5 separate regions of the Homo sapiens genome follow, and regions 1, 2, 4 and 5 are each linked to region 3. Evidence: chromatin contacts called from ENCODE Hi-C or POLR2A ChIA-PET data. All regions are on one chromosome and are shown on one strand. The core of a region is the stretch at or near the end of the contact, and the rest is flanking DNA. Distances in the headings are between cores, read along the strand shown.

The links. A loop is a pair of places that touch in the nucleus more often than their neighbours do. ChIA-PET counts read pairs that join two places held with the same protein, here RNA polymerase II (POLR2A). Pooled maps may share reads with other maps.
Region 1: a loop to region 3 is called in a map with no recorded cell type, with 20 times the contacts of the local background. The contact joins two enhancer-like sites. A Hi-C loop is called at or near these places in 3 of 37 single-sample maps with no recorded cell type and 3 of 50 pooled maps.
Region 2: a loop to region 3 is called in a pooled map, with 13 times the contacts of the local background. The contact joins the promoter of FOCAD here to the enhancer-like site in region 3. A Hi-C loop is called at or near these places in 10 of 50 pooled maps. POLR2A ChIA-PET finds 5 or more read pairs at or near these places in 5 of 52 experiments (BJ, activated CD4-positive, alpha-beta T cell, activated CD4-positive, alpha-beta memory T cell and 2 more).
Region 4: a pooled map shows a loop between it and region 3 (2.8-fold over the local background). The contact joins two enhancer-like sites. A Hi-C loop is called at or near these places in 1 of 37 single-sample maps with no recorded cell type and 2 of 50 pooled maps. POLR2A ChIA-PET finds 5 or more read pairs at or near these places in 2 of 52 experiments (PC-9 and activated T-cell).
Region 5: a pooled map shows a loop between it and region 3 (7-fold over the local background). The contact joins two enhancer-like sites. A Hi-C loop is called at or near these places in 6 of 37 single-sample maps with no recorded cell type and 12 of 50 pooled maps.

What each region holds. Positions count from the first base shown.
Region 1 is chr9:20,637,056-20,642,546 of GRCh38, forward strand. No RefSeq gene overlaps it. Among named protein-coding and RNA genes, the nearest start is that of MLLT3, 17 kb to the left of the region's middle. Within about 2 kb of position 3,561, at least 2 of the 41 ENCODE cell types and tissues checked have a DNase peak (open chromatin) inside an H3K27ac peak, as active enhancers do.
Region 2 is chr9:20,682,996-20,688,119 of GRCh38, forward strand. FOCAD (focadhesin) reads left to right here and starts at 1,264. Exons shown (of 44, transcript NM_001375567.1): 1 at 1,264-1,298. FOCAD-AS1 (FOCAD antisense RNA 1) reads right to left here and starts at 1,755. Exons shown (of 2, transcript NR_121601.1): 1 at 1,573-1,755; 2 at 307-546. RefSeq lists a silencer at 867-1,566 and an enhancer at 966-1,706.
Region 3 is chr9:19,997,709-20,003,260 of GRCh38, forward strand. It overlaps a transcript of SLC24A2 not described here. Among named protein-coding and RNA genes, the nearest start is that of SLC24A2, 210 kb to the left of the region's middle. RefSeq lists an enhancer at 1,592-2,791. Within about 2 kb of position 1,508, at least 4 of the 41 ENCODE cell types and tissues checked have a DNase peak (open chromatin) inside an H3K27ac peak, as active enhancers do.
Region 4 is chr9:20,978,925-20,983,794 of GRCh38, forward strand. It overlaps FOCAD (focadhesin), which reads left to right. Exons shown (of 44, transcript NM_001375567.1): 38 at 2,502-2,762; 39 at 3,433-3,522. Among named protein-coding and RNA genes, the nearest start is that of HACD4, 50 kb to the right of the region's middle. Within about 2 kb of position 2,674, at least 8 of the 41 ENCODE cell types and tissues checked have a DNase peak (open chromatin) inside an H3K27ac peak, as active enhancers do.
Region 5 is chr9:20,556,258-20,561,177 of GRCh38, forward strand. All of the region lies in intron 2 of MLLT3 (MLLT3 super elongation complex subunit), which reads right to left. Among named protein-coding and RNA genes, the nearest start is that of MIR4474, 56 kb to the left of the region's middle. Within about 2 kb of position 2,579, at least 5 of the 41 ENCODE cell types and tissues checked have a DNase peak (open chromatin) inside an H3K27ac peak, as active enhancers do.

The DNA of each region.
Region 1 (5,491 bases), core at 2,311-4,810, 640 kb after region 3:
TTGCAGAATCTTCAGAAAGGCAGAGGGAGGAGCAGGGGGATTGGAAATCCTCTGATAAAATGGCTTAGAAGATGACTCACTCTTCCTAAGTAGGACCCAGTGGCGAACTTGAAAAGTCTGTAAATCCAACTGGGAGTACTTTATGTTGTTTTCTGCTTTGTCTGACTGTTTCTGTACATTTATATATTCATGGCTATTAAATAAACTTCCGTTGTCTGTGTCTTTTGGCCTTTTCCTTTCAATCACAGTAACAGCCTTGTTGTGACAGCACCACACTAAGAAGACTCTGTCAAGGCAGGGAGCCCAGAGGACAGAGAAAATGGCTGGGTTGTCCCATGGGCAGATGTGAAAAATACCCTAAAACCTCCTTCATGTGGTGAAGGATGCAAGTAAAAGATAGGAAATATATCAGCAGGGCCTTTGAGTCTAAGCTTATGCAATCACCTCTCAAATCACTTGCTTTTCTCTTCCACCTTGGCATTCCAGGAGGAGCATCACTACTCTCCACCTGTCTTCTTCTTTGGCCAATAGTAGGTAAAAAAAGAGCCAACAACAGAGTAGGATTCCTCTCCCCCCAATTCATATCTCGCTTCTCCTATAAAAAGACATAGAGAGAGGAAGAAACAATAAATACTATTTAAATAAATGATTGTGCTTGGTTTCTTCCACCTAGATTTTGTGTAGAACTACTTGCTGTGAGAAAGTAAAAAAAAAAAAAAAAAAAAAAAAAGCCTAATTGAGATTTGCATATTCAAATACAAGACAAGGAAAATGCACCCAATCTGAGATGGGAGCTTAGAGAAAGAATAACTGAGGCATTAACACTTGAGATGATACTGGAGGGTAAGAGTTTATCACAAGGATGAGGAGAGGGTGTCACAAGGATGAGAATGAAATTGGGAGCAAACATTTAACAGATATTCTTCCTTCAGCCTGGAAAGACACTAGGAAGGGTGGGGGTGGGGGGGCACTGAGAAAGGAGAAGGTATGGCAAGCTCAGTAGCTATACTTATTCTAAGGTCTGACTGAAGGAAAGTGTTGGGAGATGAGGAATCTCCTCAGAAAGGGTATTCTGTTCATGCTCAACAGATTAAGAGTTTTCTATGCCTGACAAGAAACCACTGAAAAAATTTGAGCAGAGGTATGATATAATCAGATCACAGTATGAGAATATTTGTCACAGTCCTCAGGAACGTGCCATGCAAAGCCATGGTTACTGGCAAACTAGTTATTAAATGGACCAGAAAAAGAAAAACAAAACATTGAAGAGCTCTTCAAAAGGGAATATGAAACCAATGAAAACGATGAAAATATTTAAATATATGAAACAACATAAGTCAAAAAATGTTAAGGCTGGGTGCAGTGGCTAATGTCTATAATCTCAGCAGTTTGGGAGGCTGAGGTGGAAAGATTGCTTGAGGCCAGAAATTAGAGACCGCCCTGGGAAACACAGAGAAACCCCGTCTCTACAAGGAATTTTTTTTCTTTTAATTAGCTGGGCATGGTGGTGTGCACGTGTAGTCCCAGGTACTCGGGAAGCTGAAGTGGGAGGATTGCTTGAGTCCAGGAGTTTGAGGTTACAGTGGGCTATGATAGTGCCACTGCACTCCAGCCTGGGTAACTGAATGAGACCTTGTCTCTAAAACTAAAAAGCAATAAATAAATAATAAATAAATCAATAAATAAATAAAAAGAGAAAATAAAGATTTTAAACTATGTAAGCTAAAAATGTACTTAAGGATGAAGAAGAGATAGTTCACAGAATGAACAAATTCTTGACCTCAATACTGATCCAGTAAGGATCAGGGAGCATGCATTTTCCAAACTGTCTCCAACAATAGCAAATAATGGTCAATGGCTGGATATTCTAAACCAATGTAAAGTAATGTATAGAAAAGTCATAAGGACTGGCTTTTGGTCTCTGATTGCCTCACTAAATAGCACTTTATTTTGTTTTTTATTTTAAAAAGTAGAATGAGATTTGTTTTAATCCTTAGCATATATGTTTATTGGGCTTTCTGCAGGTTATTGACTTTTTTTTAGAGACAATCTCACTCTATCCCCCAGGCTGGAATGCAGTGCTGTGATCATGGCTCACTGCAGCCTTGAACTCCTGGGCTCAAGTGATCCTCCCACCTCAGCCTCCCAAATAGCTGCCACTGCAGGTGCATGCCACCACACTCAGCTAATTTTTTAAAAAGATTTTTGTAGAGATAGGGTCTTACTATGTTGCCCAGCCTGATAGGTTTTTATTTATTTATTTACTTATTTATTGTCATAGGGTCTCACTATGTCACCCAGGCTGATGTACAGTGACATAATCATGGCTCACTGCAGCGTCAACCTCCTGGGCTCAAGTGATCCTCCCAACTCAGCCTCCTGAGTAGCTGGGACTACAGCCATGCACCACCACACCTGACAAATTTTTGTATTTTTTGTAAAGACAGGGTTTTGCCACGTTGCCCAGGCTGGTCCCAAACTCCTGAGCTCAAGCGATCTACCTGTCCCAGCCTCCCAAAGTGCTGAGATTACAGGTGTGAGCCACAGCTCCCAGCTCCAGGCTGGCAGGTTATTGACTTAAAATTTCAATTTTTACATTCTTTCCTAATGTTTCATCACAGTTTATTTTCTAAAACTGATATTCTATATATGGTTTTATTTAGTTTAATACTTGTTCATTGAGAAATATTTCTTGAATGCCTATTTTTTTTTCCTTAGGCCCTAAGGAACCAATAATTAATAAAGACAGATGGACAAATCTGGCTGCTGTCTTTATGGAGTTTACAGTCTAGTGGAAAGCAAACAATTATAATGTTATATGTGTAAAGAACATGACAGAAACTCAGCTTGCCTACCCAATATTTATTCGCCACATCTTTCTTGTGAAGAGAATCCCAGCTTAGTTAGGGGTAAGCAACATGCCCAATTGTAGCAGATTGTATTTCCCCAAAATGGCCACAGTAATATTTTGTTTTTTGTTTTTTTTGTTTTTGAGATGGAATCTCAGTCTTGTCGCTCAGGCTGGGGTGCAGTGGCACGATCTCGGCTCACTGCAACCTCCGCCTCCCAGGTTCAAGCTATTCTCCCGCCTCAGCCTCCTGAAGTAGTTGGGATTACAGGCATGCGCCACTACATCTGGCTAATTTTTGTATTTTTTCAGTAGAGACGGGGTTTCACCATGTTGGCCAGGCTGGTCTCAAATTCCTGACCTCAAATGATCCACCTGCCTCGGCCTCCCAAAGAGCTGGGATTATAGGCGTGAGCCACTGGGCCCAGCCCACAGCAATATTTTGGTCCACTTGCTCTTCCATACCTCGCCACCCCCAGATCAAGTTGTAAAATCGACTTCTCTTCCCCTTTAACCAGGCAGACCTTTGTATTTTCCACAATGAATAGAATACAGCACAAGTGATAATGTGTGACTTCCAGGTCATAAAAGGCGATATGGTTTCTACCTCAGTCTCTCTTGGGACCCTCACCCTTGGGACTCAGCTATCGTGGTGTGGGAATCCAAGAACCCACATGAAAAGCTCATGTGTAGGTGTTCTAACCACAGTTCCAACTGTGTGAGTCTTCTTGGCCGGCAGCCAGCAACAATTGCCTCTAGGCTGATGCCAAGTGAAGCAGAGACAAGCTGTCTCTGCTAAGCTTTGCCCAAATGGCCTATTTGTGAGAAAAACACATTTTCATTCTAAGCCATTAACTTTTGAGTTGGTTTGTTTCACAGTAATAGAAACCTGGAAGATCTGCTTAAAAAATTGCTTTACCCAGCCTTCCTGGCAGATTGGTTAGGCATGTGACATAATTTTGACCAATGAGATAGAAAGAGAAGCCCATGGGTGAGGCTTCTGAGAAAGACTCAGCAGATACATGACTGTAAGATCTGGACCCTTTGTTCCTCCTTCTGCCTACGGCGCAGTGACAGCTAGAGCTCCAGCACCATTTTGTAAGAATGAGAACAAGAGCCACACTTTAAAGATTCCAGGACAGACATGTAGAAAAGGTGCTCAGCATTTTTAATCATTAGGGAAATGCAAGTGAAAACTGCAATGAGAAATCATTTCACACTTCTAAAAGGACAAACATTAAAAAGATTGACACACTAGATTTTGATGTGGATGTGGAACAAGTAGAATTTGCATACATTTCTAGTTGGAGTATAAAATAATACCAATCTTTGATAAACTGTTTAACAGTTTCTAATAAAGATAAAAATATACCTATTCTATGATCCATCTGGATTCAACTTCTAGGTGTTTATGAAACATAAAGACATATCTTCACAAAAAGACTTACGTAAGAATGTTCATAGTAGATTTATTTGTTATAGGCCAAAATAGGGAATAGTCCGTATGTCCACCAATATGAAAATTGGTAAAATGGATAAATTGTGCCACATATACTACATTGGAATACTGTTCAGTAATAAAATAAGAATGAACTACTCATATATGCAACAACATAAATGAATCTGAAAAACGTTATGTTGAGCAAAAGAAGCAAAATACATGAATATACATATACTATCTGATTCTACTTACATGGCATTCCAACACATGCGAAACCAATGAATTGTGGTAGAAATTAGAACAGTAACTGCATTTTAGAGGAATTGACCAAAAAGGCACAAAGGAATTATTTGGGGTGCTGGAAAAGTTCTACTTTGGAAACCAGTTGGGATATTGGTTACCCAGAGGTATACAGTCATCAGAATTCATCAGACTACTCACTAAGTTATGTATACTTTACTAGATGTATATTATAAAACATTAGTTCACTAAAAATAAATATGGTCATACTTTTCAATGGCTTATTTACTAGTGAGATCCACTGAAAGGAGCTATGACTTAAATATTATTGATTTGCTGTGATAGCTAACTTACAGCAGCAATGTTTAAACTAATACTAGGAATGAAAATATTTTGGTGACCAGGTCTCACCTACAAGTAAAATACTATCTCCAATTCGTTTACCCAAAACAAATATATTCTATGTTCTACATCAAAACATGTTCAACATGTTTTATTTCTCCTTTTCCCAAGCTAAGATAACCATAACAAGGTTATTTAGGCAAATCCCCATACCAGCAACTGACAGGGTTTCTTGATAAAGGTGATATCTCAGCTGAGATCTGGGTTACAGAAGGATTTATCAGCCAAAAAGGAAGAGAGAGAACAGAAGTAAAATGAAGCCCCAGGGACAAGGGAAAAATACACACACACACACACACACACACGCACACACACAGGAGAGAGAGAGAGAGAGAAAGAGAGGTGGAGAGACAAGCAGGCAGTCAGAAACAGAGAGATAAAGAAACTGAAAGATGGTCAGTGTCCATTGAAAAGGCTTAAACAACTATCTAAACAGGAGAAATAGTGCTTGATTGAGAAAGAACACAGAGAATCTTGAGAAGTATCTTCATCTGGATGGTGGTTAAATGGGTATGCACATATGTAAAACCCATTAAACTTTACATTTATATTAGCACACT
Region 2 (5,124 bases), core at 14-2,513, 690 kb after region 3:
GTCTTGAACTCCGCCCTCCTCGGCCTCCCAAAGTGCTGGGATTACAGGTGTGAGCCCCCCCACCTGGCCCCAAGATTAATTTAGATAAATTCTTAGAGGGTGAATGCATAGTTGGTTATTGGGAAAACTGTTAACGGTCTGTGATACATAATTACTTTTCTGAGGTGATGGGGAACCAAATTCTTCCTACAAATGAGAAACAGAACTTCTTGTCTACACATTAAAATGACTTTGGAAACTTAGAAAAATATCAATGTCAAGATCTGGCAGCAGACCTTTTTCAACCAAGTGATGAGGCCCAGGCACTTGTTTTTTTATTTTTATTTTTTCCTAAGGGTGCCCCAGGGTTTAGAAACAACTAAGTCAGATATTTTTAGAGTAATTTGTCTTAACTCTTTCATCTTGCGTAAAATTTCCATTCTGTCATCCACAACCGGAATTCCACTCCGTCATACCAGTCTCTCCTCGTTTTTTTCTGCTGGCTCTTTTCAGCGTGTTTCATCGTGGCTGCTGTCTGTCTGTTACAGCCTTCTCACGTGGGAGCCCCTGCCCCGCCCCACGAGAAAATACATGTTTATCATTCAGTAAGTATTGCGCAAAATCGTAACAGAATAATTACTCGCGCCAATTCCCCCCAGATTAGATCAGCAGAAACACTTGGGCTAGAACTACCTCAGGACTATCTAACAAGTGGATATACCACAGTGGCGTGGAGAGCTGCAGTGTTATGTGTTGGCCAAATGAAGTAAAGACACCAAGTAGCTATTAGGCGAAGAACGAAGCGTCTTCGCGGCAAGTCGGCTGTCTGCTTTAAATTTTCTGAATCCTTAATGTTATCAGTATTATTTATTTCCCCCGAGAAACAAAATCTCCAAATACCAAGAAGCTGTTCTGTATTGCCAAAAGCTGCATAGGGGCAGGCTGCCAACAGGACTACCCGGGCACGCTGCAGTGGCATCTCTAGGCAGTTTCCTTTAATCTGATTTTCCTTGGGCTAACTCCTCACTGCGGTGCTGCTCCACAGCCAGCCCCCGCGCGCAGCCCTCCCCGCACCAGCTCGGCTGCAGAGCGCGGGTCCGCCGCCCACGCCGCCTTTCAACCGCAGTGCGCGGCCCGGGCCTTAGACGCGCGTGCGCGCGAGCCGGGGAGGGCGGGCCCCAGCCGGAGGAGGCGGAACAGGGCCTCGCGATATGCAGCCCATTGGCTCTCTCCTGCAGTCCCCGCCCCCGGGCGTTCGAGGCGGCGGGGCGGGCCACGTCAGGCAGCCGGCGCTGGGCTGAGCTTGTGGCAGAAGGGAGGTAAGCCGTGCGGGGCGGCGGGCTGCCACCGCTGCACCCCTGCTCGGGAGCCGCCGGGTCGCGCCGCCTGCGGCCCGGTCGGCTTGCATGGAGGGCGGCTGAGGCCCTGCGGGGCTGGGGCTGAGCTGGGAGACGGGGCAGTGGAGCATGTGGCGGCAGGGCCGCGTCGCGGCGAGGGGCAGCCGGGAGGGGGCTTTTTGCCCTCGTCCGGTCCTGCTGGGGCTCTCAGCTTCTGGAGGACTAGGCCTTCTGAGGTTACGGAGCTCCGAGATACCTGGGCAGGGCTGGCTGTGGTGACTGCGGTGGGACTTAGTGGGATCTCGACTCGGAAGCCGGTCGGCGCGATCCTTGCATACTTAGCTGCAGCAGGTTGCAGTCGTCCCACTCTCCTTCGACCGGTTCCCTAGTTGGGGGCAGAGCAGGAGATTCTGGCCGCGTCCTGCCTGGCCTGGGGTGACTGTCTCCTTCTCATTCCCGGTGACTCACTCAGATCATGTCCACTTATAATGCAAAGGCTTATGGGTGAGCAGGGCCTGTTTTCAGTCTCCTAGTTCTCTGGCTCCGTCCGCACTTGCGGCAATTACTTGAAGAAAGAGTATGTTAGATGTATGTTTTGAAATTTTCGCAGCAGCTAACGCGTGGAGACGTGCAGTTATGTTGCATTTACCCTTCATGAGTTTTAGTTTCAGCTGTGGCGTCCTGATATCTCAGTGTGGTTCCTGAATTTGGAGCTTTTGAAATGAATGAAATCCTGCCAATTTCATGCAGTCATTCATTCATACATTCCAAACTTTTTTGATGGATGCCTTAATGGTCAGCCTCATACCAGGTATTAAAATCGGCATTTCCTGCGTTTTATTCCAGTTTATATGTTAGTTTTATTGTCTAGATTTGAGTTGGAAATTTTTTTTTTTTTTGTTATTTTCAGGTTCTAGTATCCCTGAAACCATCGTGGCTCTGAGGGTGTAATCCTGATAACTGTATCAGTAATGACTCCAGGTTTCAGTGGCCTATCTGTAAGAAGAGGAATGGGATTAGTATAATTTTGAGATTTTCCAGGAGAGGAGGGTAGATGGCATGTTTCCTGAACTGTGTTAACAGGAAGTAACTATTTTAAAAACACAGGATGCATTTTATGATTATGTTTTACTGTGTCAACGAACATTGTATCTGTCCACATTCACTTTTTGACTACCAAGCAAGTGCATGTTTACAATTTTGATTCACATCCAATTCCTGCGTAGAAAGCACTGTGACTCATCTGAATTTTGAAATGAAGTAATCATGAGCTTTTTAATGTTACATACAAAGGTATGATATTGAAACAATTGCATAAAAATGCAATTTTCAAAGCATTTTCACTTGCTTTTATAGATTAGTGGAAGCTAAAACCTCTGCCTTGATTATTTGCTTACTTAATCAATGTTAGGTAGTTACCATCTCTTGGCTAATGTTTATCAATATTATATCTATTTTAACATTTGTTTCATTAACCCCAAATTTACTGGATTTTAACTGATTGTTGTCTCCAGTTGACGCCTGATAACCAAAAGGTTATCAGGAGGAGCTGGAGGAGGCGGAACACAGCCTCGCGCCCTGTAATAAATAGTTTGAAATCAAAATTTTCATGGACGTATAACCAGAGTTTTTCATTTGTTGATTGATTGATGGTGCTTACCGGTAAATCGTTTGGCCTTTTTCCCCGTTTAAAATGATTTATGAAACAGTCTGAGACATAATATTCTTAGCTTCATGATACTTTTGGGATATTGTCCACAAGTGATTAGTTGAATTAAATTGTTAATATCACTATTAGGAGTTTGGAAAATTTAAGAAAATATAACTTCTTAAAATTTTGCATTTGCTATTTTTTTGTTTGTTTGGAGACAGGGTCACTCTGTCGCCCAGGCTGGAGTGCAGTGCTGCGATCTCGGCTCACTGCAACCTCCGCCTCCCAGGTTCAAGTGATTCTTCTGCCTCAGCCTCCTAAGTAGCTGGGATTACAGGCGCATGCCACCACACCCAGCTAATTTTTGTATTTTTAGTAGAGACGGAGTTTCACCATGTTGGCCAGGCTGGTCTCGAAATCCTGACCTCAAGTGATCCCTCCGCGTTGGTGTTACATCTTTCAGTTCTAGAAATGGACCTGATCAAGATTGCAAGGTTAATGGGGAAAATTCAAGAGCTGAGGACATTAACCTTCTAGCGGGAAAAAACCACAATGAGAAATAATAACTATATTTGGAGGAAGTGTAAGGAAATAATAGTTTAAGGATTATTAGTCTATAACAAATCTTGATCTTAATCAGTATTTCTTGATGTATAACAAAGAACTTGGTTTAAGCACAAAAAGAAAATTAGGGTGATAATTTAAATTTTGATCAAGTGGGTAGTAAGTATTTCTTTAGGAGATGAGAAATCTATAGATCTAGAGATGCATGGTATAATAAAGTATGGTATACTTATATGAGTATAAGTCTGTGATTCACAATTAGTAATAGATTGATGGAGGTTTTGTTACTATTTCCACATGATAAGAAACAAGATTTGCTAAGCTGATAGGACAAGGGATATTTGTGAATTTCCTCCATGTAAATGATTTGAAACAACAAAGTTTTAAGTGATGTGGAAGAGCCCATCTATTTTCAAACAATGGATTGAAATGTAGTTTTTGTAACCCTCTAAGTACTTCTGGCCTCATAGTTTTTTTTTTTTTTCCCCCTACTCAGGTCATATTGAAAGTAATAAAATTGTGTTTATGATTTTAAAAGTTTATATTGGCTTTCATTTAATTAGTCTGAGTTACTTTAGTTTTATATATTTTGAAGATGTTCCAAAACCCTTGACTTTAAATACTGTATAGCTTTCCATTGTTCATGAAAGAAAACATTTCTTTAGGCCAAAGGAAATTGAGAATCCAACTTGCATAGATAGTCAGTTTATTACTATTATTTAAAGATTTATCTTTTTACTTGCCCGGGGACCAATGAAGCATCCACTGAAGCTCCTAAACTGGAGAAGGTATCTTCTAATCTCCTTTTGGTCAGATGAGTTCTTGCTAATTTGGCTGATACATATGTTGAACAAATGTAATACAGTAATTGTGGGTGTTGTAACTGTAGTTTTATGAAGTTTTTTTGGTTGCCAGGGTGTATCTTTCCCTTCTCTCTTGACAAACCTTTCTATTTGGCCTACCTGCTTTCATAATTTATTCTTAAGTTCTACTCTATTTCCCAATCATTGCACATGTTGGTTTATGTAACCAAACCTGATTTTAGTATATGCTATTAGGACATACACGTGGAGAAGAATGGAGGAAACTTTTTATTAAATGTTTTTAATTGTTGAAACACTTAAGTAAATGTGATTTTTAAAGACTCATAGTTATTAAAGGTATTGTATTCATTATTTTTTATTTATTCCTTCATTCAGCAAAGACAGCAACTACTTTGGTGCTAGGTCCTTAACTTATCTTTAAGGAACTTACAGTATTGCATGGACTTCATAAACAACACCAAAATACAATGGGATAAACATTATAATTAGTCGTTCACATAGTATAGTGGGGGATAGAGAAAACTGTGTGCAAGGTTTGAGGAGATTCAGAGAAGGCTTTATGGAGGAATTTTCATCTGAATTGAAGTTTGAAAGTGAGTAGGAATTAGTTGGTGAGGTTAGAGGATAAGGCATTCTGGGCACAAGAAAGCAGTGAGGACAAATAGATAGGTTAGAAACGGGACATAGACCCTTAATGTGTTAAGATAGAGAATAGATCAACTTTAAAAAGTAAACAAGGGTAAATAATGAAAGTTCTCTTCCACACCGT
Region 3 (5,552 bases), core at 258-2,757:
AGTCTTCAGAATTACACACAGATTCAGCTCTGTTGAGATCTTACTTGATGACATGGTTGGACTCAGGCAACACATTTTATTTGCCAATGAAACTGTATTTGGATAAATAGTTAATTTGCCTGTGTCCCTCACTGCAAAAGAGAAGCTCTTATTTCCTTCTCAGTTTGAATCAGATTTGAATCAGAATTTTATCAATAGAAGATTCAGCATTAATTTTCTCTGGCTCTTTCCAATAGGCCCTCCTAGTTACTATCTCTTAGTTCATACCTGGCATCCTTATATTTTTGGGAAAAAAGCCAATACTATTAAGGATAAGCCATACAATAATAAAAATTATATTAATAATAATGCATCTCTCACTATTTAGCACTTACTCTGTGCCGGAAGCTGTGGTAAGTAATTTACATTCATTGTCTCAATTGGTCTTCACAATGAAACAACAAAATCTGTAATTATCATTTTCTCCATTTTAGAGATGGGAGATTGAGATTTAGACATGGCAGGGCTAGGATTCAAACTCTGGCAGATGAACTCTGAGTGTGCCCCTCTTCAGAAATGGGTCTTCCATTCAGACCCATTCAGGGGTTAACTCAGCCTGAACTCGCCCACACATACCCTGTTTTGAGCTCAACTTCCTTCTGGCAGCAGTACTTCCTGAAGCCTGTCAATGATTCACTTCCGGGTCACCTCTACCCTCTGTGAGCCTTGTGAGACATTTTAAATGCCAGAGCCACATTCATTCATTGTAGCTCCAGCATTTCTTTTCCTAGGGACATGCTATTTTCATTAGGATTAAAACAGCCCCCAGCAATAAATATTAAAAACCTGCCCAGTGAAAAGAGCAGCTTCCTCAGAAGCTTATGAGGATTAGAATTTTTAAGCAGGCCCCGCTTCCTATGACCACCCCTCTTCTCCATCCCTTTGTGTGCTCCCACATGGGTGTGCTTTCAGCATCAATCAGATTTGCTGTTTTGCTCAAATCCGTTCATACTAATTGTCTGCCCATATTGCTGTGTGCTCTGGACAGAATGGTCTGGGAGAAATAGAAACTCACTCCTTCTCCCACCCCTGGGGGGATTCAGATTTTGTGTGCTTGATCTTTGTTGGTGGCAAGATAAAAATGCTTGCTATACATAGCAGCTTTCCTCCTTCATGTTCAACGGCAGCCCTGATGATGGGGGACCTCAGCCATCCTATTTGTTCTAAAGCCACCCACAGAAGAATCAGACCAGCAGAAGCCAGAAATAAGCTAGCTGGGGCTGCAAGTCTCTTTGTGTGTGGTGATATAGCAGAGAGACTTGGGAAAGTCAATTATTTTCAGTATGAGTTTTGGTTCCACTGCTTCATGGTGTAAGATGGGGATCCCCAATTTGTTCATCTGTAAAATGAAGATGCTAATGCCTACCCACTGGGGCTATTGGGAGAATTAAAGACCTATATAAAGTGTTTAGTGCAAGACTTGGAGCAGGGAGCCACGGCTTTGCCTGTCACTCCTTCGCCTCCCTGGCTGGAAGCCTGAGTAGTAGGTGAGGCATTTATTATCCATGTTCATTAACATCCCTGAAGACTTGTGGTTCCTGTATTGAAAACCACACTGAGTGTTCCCAGTTAATTGGGTGTCCTTGGGCCTGAGTTTCTCTACACAAATATATGAGCTTGGGATTTTTAAAAAGTATACAGTAATTATATTCTTGGACAAATGGTACCTTTTCTAGAAAAGCACAGAGAATTCTTTCAGCACTCAGGGCTAGGTAGGAATTGCTTGATGTATGGGTAGCAACTCATAGTAACTAATGATTTACAATAAATACTCCAACAAAGAAAAGTCTGAGTAAACTCTATATTTCATCCTCATGGCAATGAGCTACAAAAGGTTTGCATTTTAAATCAACTGGTGGTTGTACCCCAGAAGGATGTGGTCTAAATAGATTTGTGTGACAGGGTAATTACTCATCACGGAAAGGATCCCAGCTGTCATCATGGTTTCTCACTAAGCAGTCAGTGAGTGAGCAGTTATGGAATTACAGGGCTGACCTCCTGTGTCCTGCCTTACAGTCATCCTGAGCCAGAGTCACAGAGTTTCATCAGGGGGACCCAGGAGGCACAAAGCAGTCAACACCCATGGCTGAGAATCAAAGTCTAGAAGGGGCCTGTTTTCAACCTCTTCATCCGGGTCACTGGTGGCAATTTTGCCAAGTGACTAAAGAGCTAGACTAGGAGTTCCCCAGTTCAGGGTCTTAATGGCCTGAATGTTCAAGACAGTGTGGAGAGGTTCAGAGACTGCAGTCTTTGGGGTTACACAGACCTGTGCTGGAGTCTCAGTCTTTGGGGTTACACAGACCTGTGCTGCTGCTCACTTTGTGATCGATCTGCAACTAAAAAACCACATTTCTCTGATTTACTATTTTTCTAGCTGTAAAATGGAGGTAATAATTCCTACTTTAAAAGATTTTAAACTAGTATGTATGGAAATGGTTGGCACTTAATGAACATTATTATTTCACCTTTTGAAGTACCATTAGGTGCCAGAAACTGTGCTAAGCATATTACATGGACTTTGCTCATAACAGTTCCCTATTTTATGGATAAGGAATTGGAGGAATCTTGCCCAAGTAGCTAGTATGCAGCTAGTTAGTAGCAGAGACAGAATTTGACCTAGGCAGGTTGGATCCAGACTGCCCTATAATCATCAGAGGGTGAAAACATACCTTCAACTGGAGTTTCAGAGACTTTTGTGCCAGTTCTTGATAAACATTGTATAGGTATAAACTCTATCTTCAAAAAGTTTATCCAGTCTCATTGGAGGACAAGGGAGAAACATCAGAACACAAACGGCCCTGAGAATAGACCACCTGGCAACAAACAATAACTGCTGTAGGAGCTCAGTGAAGATCAGGAACTCACGACACATGGATCTCTTCTCCCGCAGTCTCCATATCTGCCACATTTTTTTGCACTGGAGTTTCTTATGTGTCAGTGTTATATAATTTTAAGGCTCTGATTTTGAACTAAAGAATGGACCCCAGTTTTGCCTTAAGCATAAAGACAGGAAATATACATGCCCTAGAGACTAAGTTAACAGTAAAATGTGAGACTGTTCCTCCTCTATACACAGAGAAAACTTTCATGGGAAAAACAGGATCACTGTTGAGACAGAAAAGTTATGTATGAGAGGGTGTGGAGGACGGAAGGAGGCAGGAAGCATAACTTGGAATTATTGCTTTTTAAGCTTAGAAGGGTCATCTGACCCTAATGGATAGTAAGATGAATATTATCTTGGTATCCAAGAGCAAAGATCACGTTTTGAGGCCCTTTCTCTCCCCATCCATTGCTCTAATGGGCCCACCCTCACTTTAAAAATAAACAATCAAATGCAAACGTGGCAGTTGCATTTTGTGGGCCACAAAGGAGAAAGTTAAAGCCTGGAGGATCAGCACTTCGTTTCTGATGGCAGAGCCTGCATTGTCCCTGCTGCGCCACACATCCTGTCCTCTTAGATCCAGCAATGAGTGGGCTGAGGATAGGAGGGAGTGTGCATCCACCTTCCTGCAAAGCTGCAGGTTTACCTGTGGAGAGTGCTCTGCATGCCTCACAACGCACCCTCTCACCCTCCTGGCACTCTATTTTGGCTCAGGTCTGCATGGAGAGAAGGGAACTGTCCTGCGGAAGAAATCTGGAAGGGGGTTAAGCCTAGCAGGAAGGGGAAGAAGCCAAGGCAACCAATTAATTTTCCTTTGCTGCTTAAATCATTCTCGCCCAATCTGCTGAGCTGAGAATAAGCATAACTGTCCCCAAGGTGTCAAGGCCCTGCCTTTTTTGGGTAAATCACATGGGAATCAAAAATAGAACCACTGTGAAAAAAGGCGTCTCAGTCCACCCTCCACTGGCAATGGCTGAGTTTGGTGGATATTCATCTCTATTCCATGTCATCCGCCAACTTTGAGGCCTGCTTGCCACATCACCAAAGAGGTTGCTAAGCATCTTCCTACCGAGTCTTTAAGATTTGTTACATGGATTTGGGCATTATACAGACATGTCTTTTATTTATGATGCCTCTGGTTAAAGGTTGCCTCTCCCAAAGAAAAAAAGCTTCACAAAGCAACACCTACTTTGATCCAGCACTAAAATATTTAGTAGAGTGCTATCTCCCAAAATGTGTTTATTGAAACATCAGTTCTGTGATATATTCCCAGAAAAATGTACTTCATGGAAAATATGTAAGTCCACATAAGAATACTAAAGGTAAGAATACTGTTTATGTGAGTTTAATACAGCATTTCTAAAATTTATTTATTGATAGAATTCTTTTGATTTTCAAAAGTTTGAGGCAGTCCTCAGGGCTGAGGACTAAAGCCCTGCTTTAGTGGAACATACTTAGGTAAATGCTGATGAATCCACAAGGATTGTTTTAGTACCACCACCTCTGGTGCAGAGACAAGCATTCTGCTTGTCACCACAAGATTTCAACATCGGAAGAGTAATAGTAATACCAATAGCACTACCATTTCACCCCAACTCTGTGTCTACGTAGGCTGTTGAGCCAGCACTGATGTACCAGTAGTTGAAAGGTGTCTCTGAGCAATGCACAAAAGGCTGCCATGTTAGAAAAATGATTAGCACTTTATTCTACCAAAAGGCTTACTGCAAGCTACAAACCTTTTTTTTTTTTTTTTTTCAGTAACAATTATTAGTTTGGTACCCTTTTGAAAAGATAATAGCATAACACCAGGAAAATCTACTCAGGGTATAATCAGGCATAAGCACAAAAGGAGTGTCACTGCACTTACTGTTAAAACAAACTCAGGTACCCTTATTAGACCCATTTTGTAGATGAGTAAACTGAAGATAACATACTTCAATGTCCCACTGCTGGTACATCACAGAGTTAGGACTTGAACTCAGGCAATCATAGTTGAGAGCTCACTCTCTTAACCACAGATGGGACAGGTAAATGATGGAAACTCCAGACTGGTGCACTCACAGTGACTGTCACCAAGGAGGTCACAGAAGTTTCTGGTTTGTCTTCTTCCATATATAGAACAGCCAAACACTTCTGGATTTTTCCTCCCTCCTTGCCCACTGCCCATGTCTGGTGGTTTCAGGAGGGGACAACAGCAGGGCTGGCTGTATTCCACATAACAGGGTTTTTCTTAGCTGTAGCCTCCACACACATCCTCCACCTACCTGTAGGGCTGACTCTACGGATGTACAACCAATACATTCACAAATGGCCCCGTGTTTAGATGGCTCTGTGCTTGGTTTAATGGTCTGTTGTCAGCATCCTGAAATTCTTAATAGCTTTCGAAAAGGGGACCTGTACTAGGCCCCATAAATGATAAATCTGGTTCTGCCTGCCTATTTGGCATTCATTTTGTTTGTTGAATTAGATATGGTGGTGAGGGAAGGATTTTGTGTAACAAATCTATATGAGAGGATTCCCCCAAAATGTATAAAGAATGGTCACTGCAGATAATATATGGCAACTAACCAAACACTTGAACACGTAACACACTTATACAAAACTATGCCCATGACCACAGGCAAAATGATGC
Region 4 (4,870 bases), core at 1,424-3,923, 980 kb after region 3:
TGTAGGTGGGAGAGTGTAAGTGGAGAGCATGAAAGATCTCTACTAGGCTGTTTAGCTTGAGCAAAGCGTTGAGAAAGCAATGACCGAGTCTGGTGTTTTTGATAGAGGGGGCTAGCACCTTTCACGTATAGGCCAAGGGCAGATAGGAAGAATAGGGCAAGAGAGTTTAAAGATGTAAAGTTAGTAAAGATGTATAATTTTGATTAGGTTTCAAACTAGAACAGAAAAACATATTCCATGATTCTTTAGAGGTTTACCAGTTGATGTAAGTTAAATGCTGTCATCTTTTAATTGTCTCCATAATCTGGACTATTCTTCTGTCCTAGGAGGCTTTAATTGTTTGAGAATAGTGCAAAGCCCTCTTATCATTTCCTCAGTCTCTTGGCCTTTGTCCCTATTCAGCCTTGTTTCTGTTTTTTTGTTGTTGTTTTTGAGACAGTTTCTCGCTCCATAGCCCAGGCTGGAGTGCAGTGGCAGAATCTCGACTCACTGCAACCTCCGCCTCCTGGGTTCAAGTGATTTTCATGCCTCAGCCTCTCAAGTAGCTGGGACTATAGGTGTGCACCACCGTGCCCATCTAATTTTTGTATTTTTAGTAGAGATGGGGTTTCACCAAGTTGGCAAGGCTGGTTTCGAACTCCTGACCTCAAGTGATCTGCCCACCTCAGTCTCCCAAAGTGCTGGGATTACAGGTGTGAGCCACCACGCTGGGCCTGTTTTTGTTTTTTTAAACCTTTCCTACTCCTCCTCACTGTCTTTAATTGAAAGTGGATGTTATCAAGGTCTGCATCTTTCTGTCAGGTATTAACTTCATTCCACCTGTCTGCTCCAAGTGGCTCCCAGCTGCCTGCCACTTACTGAGCCCTTGCTGTGCACCTGGTACCTGCAAGCACTCAGTGAGTACTTACAGAAATCAGACTTAATTTCTCTACAGCCTGACGGGACAGTTTTAAAAGTAGCTTTGTTGAGTTATAATCTATATAGCCTAAAATATGGCTGTTTTAAAGTGTAAAATGTGATGAATTTGAGTACCTTTACAGGTTTTTCAATCATCACCAAGAATATTTCCATCACCTGACAAGTTCCATTGTGCTTGCTTGTAGTCATTCCCCACTCCCAGCTTCAGACCCAAGCCACCACCAATCTGCTTTCTATTTGTAGTATTGCCTTTCTAAAATAACCTTTATTTATATAATTTTATATAAATTATATATAAATTTCATATAAATTTTTGAAATTCTTTAGAATGGAATTATACAATATGAATTTTTTTATGTCTGTCTTGTTTCATGTCTGAGAGATACATTTTATTATTTCCATTTTAACAGAATTATAAACTGAGGCAAATGGAGGTCAAGCAAAGTTTGCCTAGCTAATAAAAGAGAGAGCTCTATCTATCTGAGTTCAAAGCCCTGTTCTATTCACTCCTTCTTACTTTTGAATCAGACCTATTTCCAGCCTGTTGGGTTGGCCTTCGAAATTTTCCTAAATTTTACTTATCCTTTCATTTATCTTTTAGATCTGTGCTACTCTGTGCATTTGTCTTTGATTATTTATCTTTATTGTTATCTTGGTTAATAAATTAAGTTTGTGAGTTCATTTTCTTAAATATAGAATGATCTGAGATGGCATATTCTTTAAAATGAGGTCTTGAGAAAACTCATGCAACTACACTGATCTTTTTAGAAATTTGCAGAAAACATTGTTCCTCTGTCCCTCCCCTATTTTTGTGTGCTATCTTGAAAAAACAAAAATAGCACACAAAAAAGTTTTTGCCAGATTTTACTTTTTAGATCACTTATTTTGCCAGATTTTATTTTTAGATCACTTATTTTAGACTTGCTGCCCCTTTAGTAGCATGTTTATGTTCCTAAGAATTTTTGAAGCCCACTTGGTTGAAGTCTGTCATATAACAGAGCTGTTACTAACATGCCCTTTCTTGGCTCTCATGAACTCTAAGGTGCCTGGTCAGTTCTACGTGCTCAGCTGGTGGTTTTACTTTGGTCATAAATGGTCCCAGCATGTCACTTCTCCTTATTACTTCCTTATTTTTTCTCAGAAGAAGAAATTAATAGTATCAGATGCTCTGTTTAGTTGATTTTCAGCAGTTGAGCCTTTCATCTTCCAGAGCTTTTCTTGCCAGAGAATGTGACCTTTTAAAACTGAAAAGTAACTGTCATGTACTTTCAGAAGTAGCATTTTATTCCCGTCACTGAAACCTTGAAAACATCCAAGGTTTAAGCTGAGTAGTTCACAGATGGGTTGGCAGATCCCATATAAACACATGATTCACCCTGGATCAGAAGTAACTGCAGAAGCCAAAATTACATGCATTGGTGGCCCATTGGACCGTGAAGCTGTGGGAAAATGAAGGGGGAAGGAAGTAACCTGAACCTTTTATCTCTCAGTCTACCCTCAAACACAGTGATGATGTACAGGTTTTGAACATTGCAAACCCAGACTTGCCTATTTACATTCAACCCCTTCTGTTTTACTTCCAGCTGAATACCAAGAGATATCTCCTGATATCTGCACCTCTGTGGATAAAACACATCTCTGATGAACAGATCCTGGGTTTTGTTGAAAATTTAATGGTGGCAGTTTTTAAAGCAGCTTCCCCACTTGGAAGTCCTGAGCTATGCCCAAGTGCTTTACACGGTCTGAGCCAGGCCATGAAACTGCCCAGCCCTGCCCACCACCTCTGGAGTCTGCTCTCTGAAGCTACTGGGAAAATTTTTGACCTCCTGCCAAATAAGATTCGGGTGAGGAACAAAAATATTTACATTCCTGACAATTTATGTTTGGGATATTTTAAAGGCTTCTTGGCAAAGTGGGGAGGTGTATGTTTTAAGAATGTGGGTGGGAAGGCTAGCAAGAAATAACCACATTCTTTACTAGGAGTGTATTTGTTTCCAAGATCTAAATTGAGGTTGAATATTTAGAACCAAAGTTTTGAGCAAGCTTAGAAGCAGTTTAACCAGTGCTGCACCAGGAAATTTGCTATTAGGCGTTTTTACCAAATGCCTCTTGTAGAAGACGAGAAGGCTCAGAAGTCCTTACGCTTTACACCTGGAGAATCCGTGGGCATGAGTTCCCATATACTGTTTATATAAAACAATTTAGCATCGCCCTTCCCTCCCCCAAAAGACCTCTGAATTGTAATTTTACAAAGAGGTTAGAAATTTATTTGGGATGAAGGAATTTTGATAAGGAGAAAAATGTATAGCCAAAACAAAACAAAACAAAAAAACACAAAGTAACAGGAAAGATGTCTTCAAAATGATAAAAATTGGCCAAATGTTTTGGTTTGGTTAAAATTAAAATCTCATCAGCTGCTGTTCATGGGGATAAGAAAATCTAATAATTTGTCAGAACATTTTGACCTGTTATTTTACACTGTTTGTTGACATGTTTGGGATTTTTCTTTATCAGAGAAAGGATCTAGAGCTGTATATCAGCATAGCAAAATGCCTCTTAGAAATGACAGATGATGATGCCAATCGGATCGCCCAGGTTACTAAGGTAATAACATATCTTTCTATACCTTTTTTCATTATTGAGCCAGAAATTACGATTGAATAATTGATTTCAGTGTTTGGCTGAAGCAAGTTTTGCTTCATTTTTGTTATTGGTTAATTTCAGGAAACTATATTTCATTTACATTGTTGAGCCTCTTGTTCAGCCTACTAATGTGGTTGGTGCTTAACAAATGTTGTATGGATGGATAGATGGATGAATAACTTTTTAACCCGATTTCTCCCACTTTGTCCTTCACCTGATCCTATCCTTAGGAATGAAGAAGGTGGTTGATTGAAAAGCAAGCACTATTAGCCCTGACACAGGATAATTTATTTCCCACACCCATGCCCAAGTCAAACGATGAATGAGCAAAAAGTAGCATATCAGTAAAGTTGCCAGATTTAGCAAACAAAATGCAAGATATTTTGTTAAATTTGAGTTGCAGATCAATAATGAATCATTTCTTAGTACAAGTACATGCCAAATGACACACTTGTATTTGAATGGCAGTTTTGCATACCAACTAATACCAATGGTCTAGAGAACTGTGAGCTCCCTTATAGCTGGTGGACTTCGTGTCATTTATTTTACTTTATGGCAGGTTTGCCTATTCAATCAGATCCTTGAATTTCTGCATCATATGGCAGTGGTTCTCAGAATGTGGTCTTTGCATAAGTAGCATCAGCATCGCCTTGGAAATGATTAGAAATGTGAGTTCTTGAGCCCCCATCTAGGCCTACTGAATCAGAAACTCTGCAGACGGAGCCCAGGAGTCTATGTTTTAATTGTCTCTCCAGGTGATTCTGGTGTATCCTAAGGTTTGAAAACCACTGTTAAAGAATATTTGGGGCCAGGTGCGGTGGCTCACGCCTGTAATCCCAGCACTTTGGGAGGCCGAGGCGGGTGGATCATGTGGTCAAGAGATCGAGACTATTCTGGCCAACATGGTGAAACCCCGTCTCTACTAAAGGTACAAAAATTAGCTGGGCGTAGTGGCACACACCTGTAGTCCCAGCTACTCGGGAGGCTGAGGCAGGAGAATCGCTTGAACCCGGGAGGTGGAGGTTGCAGTGAGCCGAGATCCCACCACTGTACTCCAGCCTGGTGACAGAACGAGACTCTGTCTCAAAAAAAAAAAAAAAAAGAATATATGGAATATCAACATTTTGGAAGTTAGGTTGTTTTAAGCAAGGAGAAGCAACATAAGAAAATAGTTAAGAGGATGGACTCTGGAGCCTCACTGCTTCAGTTTGAAATCCAGCTCTGCAATTTGCTAGCAATGCGATCTTGGTTAAGCTTCATAAGCTCTCTGCCTCAGTTCCCTTATCTGTAAAGGAGAGATAATAACACC
Region 5 (4,920 bases), core at 1,329-3,828, 560 kb after region 3:
CTTCTGGATTAAATAATCCTTGAGGCATAGGATATTTTTAATTTTCAGTATTGATATATTTTTATTACATAAGTATGACATGATAATCCATAAAAGACTCTAAAACATGAACATGTATTATATTAGAATAAAAAGTGGGGGAGAAGGCCAGGCGCAGTGGCTCAAACCTGTAATCTCGGCACTTTGAGAGGCCGAGGTGGGCGGATCACAAGGTAAGGAGTTCGAGACCAGCCTGGCCAACAAGGTGAAACCCCATCTCTACTAAAAACATAAAAATTAGCCAGCCGTGGTGGCGGGCACCTGTAATCCCAGCTACTCAGGAGGCTGAGCCAGAAAAATCCCTTGAACCCAAGAGTAGGAGGTTGCAGTGATCCGAGATCGCACCACTGCACTCCAGCCTGGGCGAAAGAGCAAAACTCCATCTCAAAATAAATAAATAAATAAATAAAAGTTGGGGGAGAAATAAGATAACAAAAGAGTTCAAGTAAACAGGGAGAGATAAGTTTCCAATTAAAGAGCTTGTTCACTGATTTTTTTAATGAATGGTGGCTGGTATGACAATGTTAGATTTTTCATCAGCTCTACTTAAGTATATTATGTAAAAGGCCTATTTTTAAAAGCCAATTTTTACAATATGCCCCAAATTACGTATTTTGAAACAACCTAAGTTATAATGACAACGTATGCAATCAGCACAAGATTTGAAGACCATGGAGCTATACCAGTAGCAGTCGGTCTGCACTCAATGACTACGATTCAGAAGAAGAACGCAACCTACTGTTCCAGTCTTTAACTAACAACAGCTCCTCGGTTTGCACCTGCAGTTGGAGTCTCAGGAACATCATTTCCTCCACAAGCTTTGCACTTTCCCACCTCCTGGCCCCTGTTCATACCACCAAGAAAACAGACCCAGTCCTCCTCAAATTCCACCATTCTTCCTTAAGCAGGGGCTTTTGGTCAGGTGCTGTGAACTGCTAATTTGGTAGGAGAGCAGAATAACATAGTGGGGTAGTGGGGTTGAGGGCATGGAATGTGGTAGCAGGTTACCTGGTTTCAAAATCTGCCTCTACAATTTACTAGTTTAAGCCAATTAATCTCTCTGTGGTCCAATTTCCTCATCTTTAAAATGGGAATTATAATCAACATTACCTGATGGGGGTGTTGTAAACTGAATGAATTAATATAGCTAAAACCTTTAAAGCCCTGCTTGACAGTTTTTGCCACATCATCGTTATTGCCCCCACCAAAATTTCTACTACAGTGACTATCACCACACCTGGTCCAGATTTTTACTGTGTAGACACTAGCCCACATCTTTATAAATTGCTACTTCCTCACCTATTTCAGGGCACTGCTTACTTGCAAGAAACAAACAAGAATATCTATGAACCCCATTAGTCCCTTCCTAGAGAAAGGCACTAGTGAGAATATAATACGGTCCATAAAAACTCTGTGTAAATCAACTGGGGTTAAGGAAGAGAAACACTAGCAAAGGTATTTTAATTAGCGAGTAATTCTACCCTGTTTCAGAAACAGAAAAATCTAGTGGCAAAAAGTACCGGGAGAGGGCAAGTCCTGGGAAGAAACTGCTGGGAGAAGGTCACACTTTCTATTCCCAGGGCTTCATTCATTCCTTATCTTGAATCAAGAGACAATACATGGAAAATAATTAGAGGGGGATAACCTATATTGATAACCAAAGAAAACCAAAAAATAACTGGATAGACGATTGATACAGACATCACTGCCTATTCCTCTCCTCTCCAGTTGTTCAGGCCTACAGTTGGCTGTAGTTCACTTTTTACAGTTGGTTGAAAACAGAAAAAGAGGCTGCAAGAAGGAAGCCAAGGACAGTACTAAACAGCAGCTCTGGAGAACATGGGCTGGCAGGTGTATGAACACAGAACCATTGATTTCAGCGACCACTACAACAACCATCCCCAAAATCATATCTTCAGGAAAGAATGTTTCTTTTTAACAAATGATTTGCCCTAATAAACGCAGCCCCATATTTGGCCTTCAGAAGCAATTATTTTTTGTTTTTGTTTTTGTTTTGGTAGAGACAGGGTTTCACCATGTTGGCCAGGCTGATCTCAAGTGCCTAACCTCAAGTGATCTGCCTGCCTGCCTGCCTCAGCCTCCCAAAGTGCTGTGATTACAGACGTGAGCCACTGCACCCAACCAGGAAGCATCTTTCCAACCCGAACTGCAATATAACTTTTTCATTGCAATAAACCTAAACCTCACTTGTGCCTAAATGCAAGCCAGCATCACATCCTCAGCTGCCAAGTTGAAGAATAGGCTCTTATCAATTCAACAGCACCCAAAAGCATTAAACTCAGCTGAGATATTTGTGTGAAATACAGATTCCTGGACCCCTAGAGAGGCTGACTCAGTCTGGGGTAGAGATCAAGAATCTGCATTTTTAAACAAACCCCCAGGGAATTCTTAAGTACACTGTAGTTTTATGACCACTGCCTGAAGGACATCCCTGGAATATCACTTAGCAAATGCAATTCATACTTACTTTGCCCACTATGAGAAACTGTTGGCATCATTTGCATCAGCAAGCTCTGTTTCCACAAGACTGGGACCATGACTACAAACTGTTTCGGATTTGAAACTTGCCAGCATTACAAACAGAAAGGAAGGGGAGAGCATCTTTCTCATAGCTTAGTCACAGTCCTGGTGAAGGGTCTGAATCACCCTGACGGCTGCTTGTCTTTTTCACTAAAAGGCTGAATGATGAGGGTAGACTGTAGCACAATGGTTGTTTTATCCTGTTCCAGGTCCACCTTTATGGCCCAGGAACCCTGTAGCAGGAAAATGGGGCTTCATGGGATATGGTCTCTCGGGAATCATTCACTGAGCAGTTTTGCTAATTTGTTTTTACTAAAAATAATTTTATATAAAAGTAAAGTTATACTTTATAATACGATTCCATTTTAAAATACTGATATAAGTATTTTGGAATATTTGTGTTCCTAAAGAGAGCAAAGGATACTCCTTTGCAAAACATATGTATGAGTACTTTTAAAAGCTGAGACACTTTTAACTTTTGCTATTAAAAGGAAACATAAAATAAACAAAGCTTTTGTTAACTGGTTAAAGTAAGTGGTGTTCAAGTTGCCATTCCAGTTTCCAAGCTGTTTTTGTGAAAGCAGAGGGGTGGGGGCATTTTACACCAGTGCAAAGGGTAAGAATAGCACTCCGGAAGAATAAAACTTCTCTTTATTTTGGCACTCCACATTAACTTATCTGATAAGTTGCTGAGTTTATTATATGGGGATATTTATTTCAAAGCCAATGCCTTTTGCAGGGGTAGGCAGAGGCATGGTGACCAATTTTACTATGGCAGAGCCTTTGGCCAAATCACTTCACCCCTTTGAAATGCATCACATGGCATCCTTTAATTTGAGTGCCTCCTCCACCTGAGTCATGTAGGATAAATTACTCTGTGCTGTCAAATGTTGTGTACCTGTTATCACCACTGCCTGAGAGAGCATAAAATACATATTTTATGGAATAGTCACTCCTGAATGTTCAATATGCACAACATAGTTTTGGTAAAAAGAAAGACTGACTTTCTGACAAATACAAGGATTTTGTAGCAGCAAGAGTACTAACACAGAAGCAAGTGACTATGTTCTTAACCCTACGTAAACACAAACCAGACTAGTCATTTTACTTTGGGCAACACCAGATACATTCTCTGTGCCACTGGTTTCTTCAGATATAAAATAAGGGAGACTTGGATAACATGATTCCTAAAAGCTCACACTATAAACCTGTACTTTTCAAGCAGTCTCAGGTGTTGTTTTCTGTACCAACAAAAATGAAACATATTGTGAAGTTGACATAGAAATTCATTACTGTCTGCTTATTCCTGCTGAGGGTTCTGGAATTATAAGCCTGGGAAATAGCAAAATAATAGCTGCCATGCATAAGTTAAAGTGAAGAAAAAAAAATCAGAAATAACATCTGGATACCCAGACACCAGATCCCTTCAATACATGCAAACAGAAGGTATGTAGTCATTTTTAAAAGAAGGAGGCAAAAAGCCACAACTACTATTTTGAAAGATGATGTATACGAAAATTAGCAAAAGAAAACATATTATATCTTACATACTAAATAAGCATGATTTATACCAACTATACTGTCATTCATTCAACACATATTTACTGAGCACCCATTATGAGCCATGAGTTGGGGAAAAGAGCAAAAACAAGACAAACAGTTCCTGCTCTTTGGAGCTAGATAAACAGCAAGGGAGTAAGCCAAAATTAAAGAATTTTTACAAACGTGATGTTGATGCACAAAAGAAGTAGATATAGGGTGTGCCCGAAAACCTAATAGTAGAAGAAGCTGGGTGTGAAGGTCCTCAGGGAATAACATTTCATCTAAGATTTTAAGGATTGTGGGCGGGGAGCATTGTGGGCTAACAGGAGACAGCATTCTATGCAGAGAGGATAGCCTTACACTCTTATTAAAAAATTTTTTATTCTATTTTTATTATTTTTCTTTCATTGATACATAATATTTTACATATTTATGGGGTACATGTGAGTATTTTTTACACATACAGATTGTGTAACAATCAAGTCAGGGAATTTGGGGTGTCATCACCTTGCATGCTTATCATTTCTACGTATTGGTAACATTTCAAATCCTCTCTTCTAGCTACCTCGAAATATTTGAAATATTAGACACTATCAAATGTTATATCTATAAATTGAGACAGTTTAGATAATTTAGGTATACTGTTAAATGTTATAACTGAAAAGCAAAGGGACCAGGGAACATGTATCTACTTTATTTTGTGTGTGTGTGTGCTGCCTCCTGTACTTTTCTCCAGGTTACACATGCATGCACGCACACACACGCGTGTGTGCACAAGCACATGCATTTTATTTCTCT